2 separate regions of the Homo sapiens genome follow, and region 1 is linked to region 2. The links are chromatin contacts, found by Hi-C or POLR2A ChIA-PET in ENCODE. All regions are on one chromosome and are shown on one strand. Each heading gives the region's core, a stretch centred on a gene start or an enhancer-like site at or near the end of the contact. The rest is flanking DNA. Distances are from core to core; before and after follow the strand shown.

Region 1 (7,257 bases), core at 3,695-6,194, 37 kb before region 2:
GGAGTGCAGGGACAACGTTGACCTTCCTATTACTCCCCTCACCCCCGCCCAGCTCTGGGCTGGGCACACAGTGACCCTCAAGGGTAGCACAAAGACTTGAGGCAAGAAAAACACCTGTAGAAGGAAAAGGCTGGATACTGGGAGCGCCTCTGTCTGCTTTGCTGCCATCCTCTTCTTCAACAACAAAGGACACGCTAATTCTATGCAGCAAAAGTTTCCAAACACGTTAGCCTAAGAATTTCGAGTCATGCAAAAAATAAATTCCCAGAGTCACAGGGTTAAAAAAAATCAGATTCCAGGGCCCCATCCTTGTTGTTCCTGAGTCAGACTCCCCAGTCAAACTGCCAGAGAACCTCGTCTTTGAACAAACACTTCAGGCAACTTTCCCAGGATAAAGCAAGTTTCAGAAACTCTCACACAGCTTCTTAGGTATCTCAGATATGGCTCTTGCCCTCCAGATGTTTACAAATGAAAACAAGAAATCTGGTTCCAACAAGCAAAAGCCCAGAGAGACCTCAAACACAAAGATGCAAATCAAAATTAGTAGAGAAATAAATGAGCCGGGACGTTGTACTTCGGTCGCGGGGCTGGCTGAGGTCACTACCTGCACAGCCGACTGTTGGAAGTTCTGCGGTATACCAGCTGAATGGCCTTGAACAAGTCCCATCTCCACTCGGAGCCTCCGTTTCCGCATCTGTAGAATGGGGATATGTGGGCCTAACTCACAGCGTTGTGAGAATTCAACAAGAACACATCAAGCAGCTGTGAATGTAGCAAGCCGGCATTTGATTAAATGTTAGTTTTCGTCCTAAGAAAAATAGCTAATATTTCTGAGCACTTACGGCCGAGCCCTGAGCTAACATTTACTTCCTCCTTTAACTCCCACAACAACCCAATGAGGTAGGATCTATTATTATCCCCATTTCACAGATGCGGAAATTAAGACACAGAAAGGTTAAAAAAAAAACACGCACAGGCCAGGCGTGGTGGATCACCCCCTGTAATCTCAGCACTTTGGGAGGTGGAGCCTGGAGGATCGCTTGAGGCCAGGAGTTTGAGACTAGCCTGGGCAACATAGCAAGACCCTGTCTCTATAAAAAAAAATTTAAAGCTGAGTGCAGTGGCTCACGCCTGTAACCCCAACACTTTGAGAGGCTGAGGCAGGTGAACTCTTGAGCCCAGGAATTCAAGACCAAACTGGGCAGCATAGTGAGACCCTGTCTCTTAAAAAAAAAAAAATCAGCTGGGCGTGGTGGTGCATGCCTGTGATCCCAACTACTCGGGAGGCTGAGGTGGGAGGATCGCTTGAGCCCAGGAGTTTGAGGTCTCAGTGAGCTATGATTGTGCCATTGCGCTCCAGCCTGCACAACAGAGAAAGGTCTGTCTTAAAAAAAAAAAAAAAAAGAAAAGAAAGAAAAGAAAAAAGAACCCAACGTCTCCCAACCAGGAAATGGCAGAGCTGGGATTAGAGCCTAGAAAACCTATCCTGTAGCCCCAGGAGGAAATAGCCTCACGGGAGCAAAACCACCAGGTGTTTAGGACTCATGAAAATTATACATTGGCTTCTTTGGGAAAAGTGGCCCATTCAGCTGAGCAGGACCCAAAATAGCAAAAGGGCCAAGGACAGCCCGCCTGCCCTAGGTGTGGCCCCAGCCAGGATTCCTAGCCCTGCGAGTTTTCCCAGATTGGCCAACACACGTCTGAACCCCTGGGATCAGGAAGTGCCAATGCCTGGGTCTTGCTAAAGCCATTTACCGTCGACAGATATCCCACCGATGGCCAAGTGCCAGTTAGTCACGGCCTCAGTGCAGCACCTCATCCCTCCCAGAAAGCCATGGCTCTGGACTCCACCCACTGAAAACAGGGCTTTTGTGGGAATACAATGGGACAAGAAGAAAAACATGCTGAACCTGATCTCCATGGGACCTGATGTGGAGTCACGTTCATTCACATCACTGGCTTGCAGCCTCTCCACTCACAAGTTATTGATAATCGAAAAAATAAAACACCATGCGATCGTATTTCTGGGCAGATAGAATGCAAGAGCCTGGGGCACTGGTTGTTTCTGGGGAGGGGAAGGGAACCGAGAGACCCAAGAAGAGGGTGGACAAGCTAGGCACGGTGGCTCACCCCTGTAATCCCAGCATTTTGGGAGGCCAAGGCAGGCAGACACTTGAGGTCAGGAGTTCGAGATCACCCTGGCCAACATGGTGAAACCCTGTCTCTACTAAAAACATAAAAATTAGCCAGGCGTGGTGGCAGGTGCCTATAATCGCAGCCACTCAGGAGTCTGAGGCAGGGGAATCACTTGAACCTGGAGGCAGAGATTGCAGTAACCGGAGATCGTGCCATTGCATTCCATCCTGGGCGACAGAGCGAAACTCCGTCTCAAAGAAAAAAATAAAAGGACTATGAGTGGGAGCAGATGTAGGGAGATGCAAGGGACGGAGTATCAGGAGAACAGTACCTGTTCTGGGCTCTCCGCTAATCAAACCCAACCACCAGGCAGAGGCATGGGAGACCCCCACACACAGAGCAGGGTGGAGACAGGAGAAGCGATCGCAGAAGAGGCCAGACCACCACCCAATAGATGTGGGTAACTATTCAAAACTCAGATCATCTGAACAGAAAAAGGTAAATGCTATGAGCTAAAAACTTCAAGGTTCTTTGCATCAGTGCCCTTTTTTTTTTTTCCTGAAGTTATTTCAAGTTGGATTTCTACCACTTGCAAACCAAAGAGTCTTGCCGAACAGAGACGGAAACATGGAAGATTTCATTGAAGTGGAAACCTGGCATTGTAATTGCCCACTGCTTGTAAAATTCAGGCCAGTGTGGTGGCTCACGCCTGTAATCCCAACACTTCGGGAGGCTGAGGTGGGCAGATCGCCTGAGCCCAGAAGTTCAAGACCAGCCTGGGCAACATGGCAAGACCCTGTCTCTATAAAAAATTTTGGTTTAAAGCTAAGTGCAGTGGCTCACACCTGTAATGCCAACTCTTTGGGAGGCTGAAGCAGGTTAATTGCTTGAGCCCAGGAGGTCGAGACCAAACTGGGCAACATAGTGAGACCCCATCTCTAAAAAAAGAGAAGAAAAGAAAATCAGCAGGGAGTGTTGGCACATGCCAGTGGTCCCAGCTATTCAGGAGGCCGAGGTGGAAGAATCACCTGAACCCAGGAAGGTCAAGGCTGCAGCAAGCTGTGATAGTGCCACTGCACTCCAGCCTGGACAACAGAGCAAGACCCTGTCTCAAAATAAGTACATAGGCTGGGCGAGGTGGCTCATGCCTGTAATCCTAGCACTTTGGGAGGTCGAGGCGGGCAGATCATTTGGGGTAAGGAGTTCGAGACCAGTTTGGCCAACACGGTGAAACCCCGTCTCTACTAAAAATACAAAAAAAATTAGCTGGGTGTGGTGGCACATGCCTGTAATCCCAGCTACTTGGGGAGGCTGAGGCAGAAGAATTACTTGAACCTGGGAGACAGAGATCGCGTCACTGCACTCCAGCCTGGTTGACAGTGCGAGACTCTCAAAAAAAATTGGCCAGGCATAGTGGCTCACGCCTGTAATCCTAGCACTTTGGGAGGCCGAGGTGGGTGGATCACCTGAGGTCAGGAGTTCGAGACCAGCCTGGCCAACGTGGCGAAACCCCGTCTCTACTAAAAAATACAAAAATTAGCTGGGCATGGTGGCACATGCCTGTAATCCCAGCTACTTGCGAGGCTGAGGCTGGAGAATCACTTGAACCTGGGAGGCAGAGGTTGCAGTGAGCTGAGATCGCGCCACTGCACTACAGCCTGGGTGACAGAGTGAGACTCTGTCTCAAAAAAAAAAAAAATCAATTAATTTAGCTTAATTCAGCTGCTTCACCTTGGCCTACAAGGGGCTGGGCCACCCTGTCCAATCCATGATCACCTTTTTCCACTGTCCACCTGCAGTGCACAGCAAGTCGCCTACAGCTCCTCCCATACCCACAGCCCCTTCCTGCCTGGGACCTTCGCCCATGCTGTTCCTCCTGCCTGAACCCCTCTCCTAGCTCTTCCTCCCATCAGCACCTCATTGTCATCCCTTCCCTATCCTGTGGTCTGAATGTTTGTGTCCTCCCAAAGTTCATATGTGGAATCCTAGCCCCCCAGGTGGTGGTATTAAGAGGTGGGGACTTTGGGGGCAGGATTAGTTCCCTTATCAAAGAGGCCCAAGGGAGCTTGTTTGTCCCTTGCACCAGGTGAGGGCCCCGCAAGAAGGTGCCCTTGCTGGAGATCCCAGACTCTATGAGAAATATTGTTTATAAGTAACCCAGTTTATGTTTTTTTGGTTTTTTGGTTTTTTTTTTTCAAGGTGGAGTCTCGCTCTGTGGCCCAGGCAATCTCGGCTCACTACAACCTCCGCCTCCCAGGTTCAGGCGATTCTCCTTCCTCAGCCTTCTGAGTAGCTGGAATTACAGGCACCCGCCACCATACCCATCTAATTTTTGTATTTTTAGTAGAGACGAGGTTTCACCATGTTGGCCAGGCTGGTCTCGAACTCCTGGCCTCAAGCAATCCTCCCGCCTCGGCCTCCCAAAGTGTTGGGATTACAAGCATGAGTCACCATGCCTGGCCTATGGTATTTTTTTATAGCAGCAGGAACAGACTAAGACATCCTACTTCTCAGCTTAAACGTCACCTCTGCACAGAGCCCTTCGTGATACATCTGAACAGATTCTTTTCTGTGACTCTCCATCCCTGCACTGTATTTGCTCTTTCAGGGTGCTTTTTCACATTTGTGAGGGTGTATGCATCTCCTCTTCCAGGCTGTAAGCTTCATAAAGTCTCTGTTTTGTTCATAACTAGAACAAGCCCTAGCACCTAGCAGTGAGTGTTCATTAAACATATGAAGAATGAATCAGCGAGTGATTTCATGTCTCATCATCTCTAAAAAGCCTGTTTGATCACTTCCAGGACCAGGAAACTCCTGACATTATCAAGGATGCCACTGCAAAGTGAAATGTCATAAACATGTAGGAGTTGATTCTTTCCAGAAGCTGGCAGTCCAGGACTAGTGTGGGGGCTCCACAGTGTCACCAGAGCTTTGACCTTCCTGCCCTACCATCTTCAGTGGGTGGCTTCTGTACTCAGGGTTACCTCATGGTCCAAGATGGCTGCTGGACTCTAGCCATTATATCCAAATACCAGGTAGAATAGAGGACAAAAGCAGTGAACCTCAAGGCTGAGGCTCCTGGAAGCCTCATACACTTTTACCTACTACAGTCCATGGAACATAGTGTAGTCACGGGGCCACACCAAAATGCAAGAGAGACTGGGAAATGTCTTCATTCCAGGCAGCACGATCTGAATCTGTTATTAAGGAAAAAAATAGGAAGAATGGATATTGGGTATGTAACTAGCTACAAATGATCATGGCATCTCCGTTTATTGAGCACTTATTATGTGCTAGACACAGTCCTAAGTACTTAATAAATGTGGCCCGGTCAAACAAGATTGCCCTCTGCCCCCAAGATTGCCCTCTGCCCCTTCTGTAGCCAGGGACACACACACACACGCACGCACGCATGTACAGGAGCCAGTTGGGCCTGGCCCCCTTCACTGCGGGTACTGACATGCGAAGTCTTTGTCATATGACTCTGAGCAGGGAGGGAGCAGTGTCCTCTTAGCATAATAAGATCAGGATTCATAACATTAAATCAAAGTGCTGTAACTCACAGGAATATCAGTTTCCTATTCAGAAGATAGAGGAGAATGTTTTCAGAAGGAAATTGAACTTTATGGTTTGAAACACGTTTAATTTTAAATATGTTGAGAGAAAACCAGCTACAGCCTGGCATGGAAACTCCTGTTGTTCCAGCCAATGCCTTGGAGAACCAGAGACCACGCCCCCTTCCTCCCTGCTGAGGAGTCAACGAACGAGACCAAAGTCCCCTGTTCTTCTCTGCAGTCAGCAGAAATCAGAGAAGAACATCTTTAGACAGTCAGCAGACTCAGGAACTGTGTACTCTAGGACTTTTTAAAAATTTTTTTACTTTTATTTTTTTGAGACGGAGTCTCGCTCTGTCGCCCTGGCTGGAGTGCAGTGGCGTGATCTCAGCTCACTGCAACGTCCACCTCCCAGGTTCAAGCTATTCTCCTGCCTCAGCCTCCCGAGTAGTTAGGATTACAGGCGCCTGCCACCACACCCGGCTAATTTTTGTATTTTTAATAAAGACAAGGTTTTGCCATGTTGGCTAAGCTGTTCTCCAACTCCTGACCTCAGGTGATCCACCTGTCCCAGCCTCCCAAAGTGCTGGGATTACAGGCATGAGCCACCGCACCCAGCCTGGGACTTTTTTATTTTTACAGAGATGGGTGATGATTCATGGGACGTTGGAGATGCCCCAAGACTGGAGATATGATTTGGGGGATCCTGAGGATTGGTGACCTAGGCAAAACTTGGGGAGGCTGGATCCTGGGTATGGAGTAGCCAATCTGAATAAAGACCCCTGCGCCAAAGGTTGGCACAGAAATAGTGGTCTTGCCAGCCTTCAGGGGAGGCCCACACCAGTCCTAGACTGCCTGCTTCTGGAAGGAATCAACTCTTACATGTTTATGCCATTTCACTTTGGGTTTTCTGTTCTATACAGCTAAACCTAATACTGGACTGATACATTATTATTATTTTCAGAACCAACCAAAGCTGGAATAACACTCTTGATAATGCCAGTTTCCTGGTCCTAGAAGTGAGCTAACAGGCTTTTCAGAGATGACGAGATGTGAAATCCCTCACTGATTCATGCTTCATGTGTTTAATGAGCACCCACTAGGTGCTAAGCCTTGTTCTAGTCAGGAATAAAACCGATACTTCACGAGGTTTACAGCCTGGTGGAGGAGACGTGTATCAGGCTAGTGCGTGTAGACCAAAGGCCAGAGGCGCCCACTCAAGCATTTCCACCTACATGAGAATCCCATAGTCTTTTTAGAAGAATAGAAATAGTAAGCCCTGAGTCACGACTGCATTTGAATGCCACCTTACCTGAAGTCTGAATCAGGGATAATTTGATTTCAGAAGAATAAAATGAGGCTCCTAACACCTGTCCCAAATTGCAAGGAAATGAGGGTATTCTCTTTTTTTTTTTTTTTTCTGAGATGGAGTCTCGCTCTATCGCCCAGGCTGGAGTGCAGTGGCGCGATCTCGGCTCACTGCAAGCTCCACCTCCCGGGTTCACGCCATTCTCCTGCCTCAGCCTCCTGAGTAGCTGGGACTACAGGCGCCCGCCACCACGCCCAG
Region 2 (6,770 bases), core at 1,305-3,804:
GATATATCTATAATATCTATAATATATGTATACTATAGCATATATGTATAATATATGTATAATATATAATATATAATATATAATATATAATATATCTGTAGTATACATATATAATATCTATATTATACATATATTATATATAATATAATATATCTGTATTATACATATTATATATAATATAATATATCTGTATTATACACATATTATATATAATATAATATATCTGTATTATACATATATATAATATGATATATCTGTATTATACATATATTATATATGATATATCTGTATTACACATATATTATATATGATATATCTGTATTACACATATATTATATATAATATATCTGTATTATACATATATTATATCTATCTATATTATATATAATATATATTATATCTATCTATATTATATATAATATATTATATCTATCTATATTATATATAATATATTATATCTATCTATATTATATATAATATATTATATCTATCTATATTATATATAATATATTATATCTATCTATATTATATATAATATATATTATATCTATCTATATTATATATAAGATATATTATATCTATCTATATTATATATAAGATATATTATATCTATCTATATTATATATAAGATATATTATATCTGTCTATATTATATATAAGATATATTATATCTATCTATATTATATATAAGATATATTATATCTATCTATATTATATATATTATATATTATATCCATATTATACATATATTATATATAATATATCTATATTATATATAGATATATATAATATAGATATATTATATTATATATTATATATTATATATTATATATAGTATATGTATAATATAGATATATTATACGTAATATATATAATATATGTATAATATAGTTATATTATATATATAATATATGTATAATATGATATATTATATTATATATGTATAATATGTATTATATATGTATAATATAGATATATTATATATAATATAGTATAATATAGATATATTATACTATATTATACATGTATAATATGATATATTATACATGTATAATATGATATATTATACATGTATAATATGATATATTATACATGTATAATATGATATATTATACATGTATAATATAGATATATTATATATAATATATATCTATAATATAGATATATTATATATTATATATTGTACATATATTATATATAATATATTAATATACATATATTATATATAATATATTAATATACATATATTATGTATAATATATTAATATACATATATTATGTATAATATATTAATATACATATATTATATATAATATATTAATAATATACATATATTATATATTATATATTATACATATATTATGTAATACATATTATATTATATTATACATATATTATGTAATATATGTTATACATTAATTATATAATATATAATATATATTATACATATATTATATAATATATATTATATATTATACATATATTATATAATATATATTATATATTATACATATTATATAATATATATTATATATTATACATATTATATAATATATATTATATATTATACATATATTATATAATATATATTATATATTATACATATATTATACATAAATTATATAATATATATTATATATAATATATATATATATTTTTTTGAAACAGAGTCTCACTGTCGCCCAGGCTGGAGTGCAATGCCATGATCTCGGCTCACTGCAACCTCTGCCTCCCAGGTTCAAGTGATTCTCCTGCCTCAACCTCCTTAGTAGCTGGAATTACAGGCGTGTGCCACCACACCTGGCTAATTTTTGTATTTTTAGTAGAGATGGGGTTTCACCATGTTGGCCAGGCTGGTCTTGAATTCCTGGCCTCAAGTGATCTGCCTGCCTTGGCCTCCCGAAGTGCTGGGATTGCAGGCATGAGCCAGTAAACTGGGTCCCTTTATATTCACAGCTCATCCATACCAGTTCTGCACCTGCTCTGTGCCAAGCTCTGTGCCAAGCTCCATGCCAGGTGGGCAGCGAGGAGCAACAGGGTAGAGCTTCCAGGGTAGCAAGGGAGATAACAGTCAAGTAACCAGATGAGTCAAGGTAAACTGAGCAGTGATACGGGAATGGCCGAGGTGCTGGAGCTGAGAGGCCAGGGAAGACTCGGTTATTTGAGTCACCATGGAATGAGCTCGGAGCAGAAGGGTCACATCTGTTTCCTTTTCTTGGGTAGCATTCCCAGGCCTCGCCTTGTTGGGGGTCCTTGTCTCACCTGAGAAGTCAGGTTCTCCCAACAGCTGACTCAGGATAGCAGATCAGCTCTGTTTTTCCCCCGTCAAGCCAACGCCAGGGGTTTCTCAGTTGGGGAATGAGGCTGACTACGACAGGATCCTCTGAACCACTGGCAGCGGCCAGAGGGGTTTGAGACATGCTTCTACCTGCCCAGGTAGGCCCAGGCTGTAGGGCAGGGGCGTCACCTATGACTCATCTCAGGCAACGCTGGGAAGACTATTGTCATTCTACCCTAGTGCTAGGCCTCTGGGACAGGATCTGAGCAGAGACGCTCATGAAAATCGGGACTTGTGATCACTGGCACAACCTCCACCCCCATCCCCCAGCAGGGGCCTTGGTGAAATTTGAGATTCATTTCCAACTCCTCCTGTGGGAAGGAGGTGTGGACCTTGATGTCAGCATTTCTTAGGGAATGGCTGGACCTCAGAGGCAGCATCTGAGACACTGGCTTAAGGGGACAGCCACGGGGCAGTGATTCCTCCCAAATACTCACCAGCCATTTGTTTGTTTGTTTGGAGACCGAGTCTCACTTTGTCGCCCAGGCTGGAGTACAGTGGTGTAATCATAGCTCACTGAAGTCTTCACCTCCTGGGCTCAAGTGATCCTTCTACCTCAGCCTTCCCATAGATGGGACTGCAGCGTGTGCCACTATGCCTGGCTAATTAAAAAAAAAAAATACTTATCATGGCACCGGCTAATATTTTTATTTTTTGTAGAGACAGCGTCTGGCTCTGTTGCCCAGGCTGGAATGCAGTGGCATGATTATAGCTCACTCCAGCCTTGAATTCCTAGGTTCAAGTGATCGTCCTGTCTCAGTCTTCAAAGTAGCTGGGACTACATGAGACTACAGGTGTGCGCCACCATATCTGGTTTTGTTTTGTTTTGTTCTGTTTTTTGGTAGAGACAGGGTCTTGTTATGGTGCCCAGACTCGTCTCAACCTCCTGGCCTCAAGCGATCCTCCTGCCTTGGCCTCCCAAAATGCTAGGATTACAAGCATGAGCCACCGTGCCTGGCTACCCTTTGCTCCTTCTTCCTTAGAATCACCTCCTTCAATGCCCACTCAGTTCCTCTCTTTGTGCCCCCATCTCAGTCACTCAAACCCAGACCCTTCCACTTCCTGGGGTACCACATGGCCCTGGATTCAAAGCCTAACCCCACCATCCACCTATGACCTGTCTGCCCTTCCACCATCTCTTTACCTTCTCTATGTGTCCGTTTCAAGTTTTTGTTTTGTTTTGTTTTTGTTTTTTGAGACAGAGTCTCACTCTGTCGCCCAGGCTGGAGTGCAGTGGCGCAATCTCGGCTCACTGCAACCTCTGCCTCCCAGGTGCAAGCAATTCTCCTGCCTCAACCTCCCAAGTAGCTGGGATTACAGGCACACACCACCACACCTGGCTAATTTGTTTTGTATTTTTTTAAATAGAGACGGGATTTCACCATGTTGCCCAGGCTGGTCTTGAACTCCTGAGTTTAAGTGATCTGCCCGCTCCAGCCTCCCAAAGTGCTGGGATTACCACGCATGAGCCACTGCACCCGGTCTAGTTTTATGTTATATAAAACAGGAACAAAGAGTCCAGCTTATCTGGGTGTGGTGGCTCACACATATAATCCTAGCACTTTGGGAGGCTGAGGTGGAATGACTGCTTGAGCTCAGGAGTTCAAGACCAGCCTGGGCAACACGGTGAAAACTCATCTTTATTTTTAAAAAATGAAATAAAACAGGCCGGGTTCGGAGGCTCATGCCTGTAATCCCAGCACTTTGGGGGGCTGAGGCAGGTGGATTACCTGAGGTCAGGAGTTCAAGACCAGCCTGGCCAACATGGTAAAACCCTGTCTCTATTAAAAATACAAAAAATTAGGCGGGGGTGGTGGTGGGCACCTGTAATCTCAGCTACTTGGGAGGCTGAGGCAGAAGAATTACTTAAACCTGGGAGGTGGAGGTTGCAGTGAGCCAAGATCGTGCCACCACACTGCAGCCTGGGTGATAGAGCAAGACTCTGTCTCAAAAAATAAAATAAAATGAAATAAAACAAAAAGAGTCCAGCCTTATAGCGTTGTTATCAAAATTCTCATCCAGCAAATATTATATGAGTTAAGAGATATGAGGCACTTTGAAGAGTCCCTGACACATAGTAAGCCCTCAATAAATGGTAGCTGTTTTACTGTTGCCATAATTAAATAGTTAGCAAGTATCTATTCTACTAGATGTTGGGTATTTGATGAGGAAAACAGACACCGTTGCAGTGATTATGTAAGATAAAGGATGTATAGCACCTGTCACCTAGGGGGGCCCCAATTAATGGTGGGTCCTCCTCTCTTCCTTCCCAGCTCTGAGGCCCCTCCATTGTTCTCATTGTCCACGGAAACCTACAGATCTGACATGTGCTGGAGGCTGAGTGAACGCTTCTGGCCGCAGAGGAACCCCAAAGGACTGCTCCAGGTGCTAGTCATCTTGGGGTGTGCCACTTAGGAAAGGTTTCCATGGGGAGGAGTCCTGAAGAAAAATTTGCCAGATGGGAGGATGAGAGCAAGCTTCGAGGGTGTTGGCTGAGTCCTCTTCTATCCACCAACCTGCTCATCCAGCGTCTAGAAATAGGGCGTTAAAAGTTTGACTTAGGCTAGGGGTGGTGGCTCACGCCTGTAATCTCAGCACTTTGGGAGGTTGAGGCTGGCGGATCACTTGAGGTCAGGAGTTCAAGACAAGCCTGGCCAACATGGCGAAACCCCATCTCTAATAAAAATACAAAAATTAGCTGGGAGTGGTGGCAGGTCCTGTAGTCCCAGCTAATCAGGAGGCTGAGGCAGGAGAATCAATTGAGGTGGAGGTTGTAGTGAGCCAAGATCTTGCCACTACACTCCAGCCTGGGCGACAGAGTGAGAATCTGTCTCAAAAAAAAAAAAAAAAAGAAAGAAAAGAAAAGAAAAGAAAAAGAAAAACCAATTACACTCTGATGAATAATACAATCTTTAAAAAAAAAAAAAAGGTCAGGCACGGTGGCTCACGCCTGTAATCCCAGCACTTTGGGAGGCCGAGGCGGGCAGGCGGATCACGAGGTCAGGAGATCGAGACCATCCTGGCTAACACGGTGAAACCCCGTCTCTATTAAAATACAAAAAATTAGCCGGGCGTGGTGGCGGGCACTGGCAGTCCCAGCTGCTAGGGAGGCTGAGGAACCCGGGAAGTGGAGTTTGCAGTGAGCAGAGATGGCACTTCAGCCTGGGCGACAGAGCGAGACTGCATCTCAAAAAATAATAATAATAAATAAATAATAAAAAATAAAAAAAAGAAGACTTTGACTTAGCCTGGGCAACATGGTGAAAACTTCTCTACAACAAATATAAAAATTAGCCAGGCATGGTGGCATGTGCCTGTAGTCCCAGCTACTTGGGAGGCTGAGGTGGGAAGATGGCTTGAGCCCAGGAGGTTAAGGCTGCAGTGAGCCATGATTGTGCCATTGCACTCCAGCCTGGGTGACAGAGTGAGACAAAAAATGAAAAAAAAATTTTTTAAAAAGAGCTTGCCTTTCTTGGGTCCTCTTAGTTAAGCGTGGTTTCCACTTAGAATCCTCTGTCTCAGGCCCAACTCTCAGGAACAGAGGTGGTGGGCACTTTCAACTATCTAAGTCTGGCTTTGTGATTGTAATATCCCATTCTGGTATTCAAAGTTGCCCTCACAGTGTCACTGAAGGTGTGGCCTCTAATAGGCAAGAAGGGGTAGAGCCTGGGGCTGGGAACATCTGAACCACTCCTAAGAAGTTCTTTGAGGCTTTGGGCTAGATTTAAAATGCTTCCCGTTTACTAAAGAGGGACCCAGCATGGGGGATGGATCCGTTGCAAGGACAGAGGCTGGGAGAGGGGAATTCTGAAATAACTTAGAAGACCTAGGCCAGGTGTGGTGTCTCATGCCTGTAATCCCAGCACTTTGGGAGGCCCAGGCGGGCTGATCACTTGAGGTCTGGAGCTCGAGACCAGCCATGGCTAACATGGTGAAACCCCGTCTCTACTAAAATTACAAAAATTAGCCAGGTGCCTATAATCTCATCTACTTGGGAGGGTGAGTCAGGAAGATTGCTTGAACCCAGGAGGCGGAAGTTGCAGTGAGCTGAGATCACGCCACTGCACTCCAGCCTGGACAACAGAGCAAGACTCCATCTCAAAAAAAAAAAAAAAAAATAGAAGACCTAAGTATAGTCTAACTCTAGAAGCTGGATTTAAGTAGGACATATAACAGTTCATGACTGCAGAAAAACAGAGAGAATATGAATAGTTACAATCTATTGAGTGCTTATCAGGTGCCAGGCACTGTGCTAAACACTTCACATGCATTACCTATCTCATACAGAACAGCCCTTTGAGGCTGGTGTTATTATCCCCAATTAGGAGATAAGAAAACAGTAGGCTCAGAGAGGTGGAGCCACCTGCCCAAGTTCACACAGCTAACAAGCAACAGAGGCAGAATTTGAACCTACATGGAGTGACTCCAGAAC

What was found. Hi-C counts contacts between places; a loop is a spot of excess contacts on that map. ChIA-PET counts read pairs that join two places held with the same protein, here RNA polymerase II (POLR2A). Pooled maps may share reads with other maps.
Region 1: a map of mammary epithelial cell shows a loop between it and region 2 (2.3-fold over the local background). The contact joins two enhancer-like sites. A Hi-C loop is called at or near these places in 1 of 168 maps with a recorded cell type or tissue (mammary epithelial cell) and 2 of 50 pooled maps. POLR2A ChIA-PET finds 5 or more read pairs at or near these places in 13 of 52 experiments (BJ, Caco-2, HCT116 and 10 more).

What each region holds. Positions count from the first base shown.
Region 1 is chr12:120,960,423-120,967,679 of GRCh38, reverse strand. No RefSeq gene overlaps it. Among named protein-coding and RNA genes, the nearest start is that of HNF1A-AS1, 8.2 kb to the left of the region's middle. Within about 2 kb of position 4,944, at least 5 of the 41 ENCODE cell types and tissues checked have a DNase peak (open chromatin) inside an H3K27ac peak, as active enhancers do; they include PC-3 and PC-9, where a contact is called at or near this core.
Region 2 is chr12:120,921,720-120,928,489 of GRCh38, reverse strand. No RefSeq gene overlaps it. Among named protein-coding and RNA genes, the nearest start is that of XLOC_009911, 20 kb to the right of the region's middle. RefSeq lists enhancers at 1,709-2,258, 2,224-3,423. Within about 2 kb of position 2,554, at least 6 of the 41 ENCODE cell types and tissues checked have a DNase peak (open chromatin) inside an H3K27ac peak, as active enhancers do; they include PC-3 and PC-9, where a contact is called at or near this core.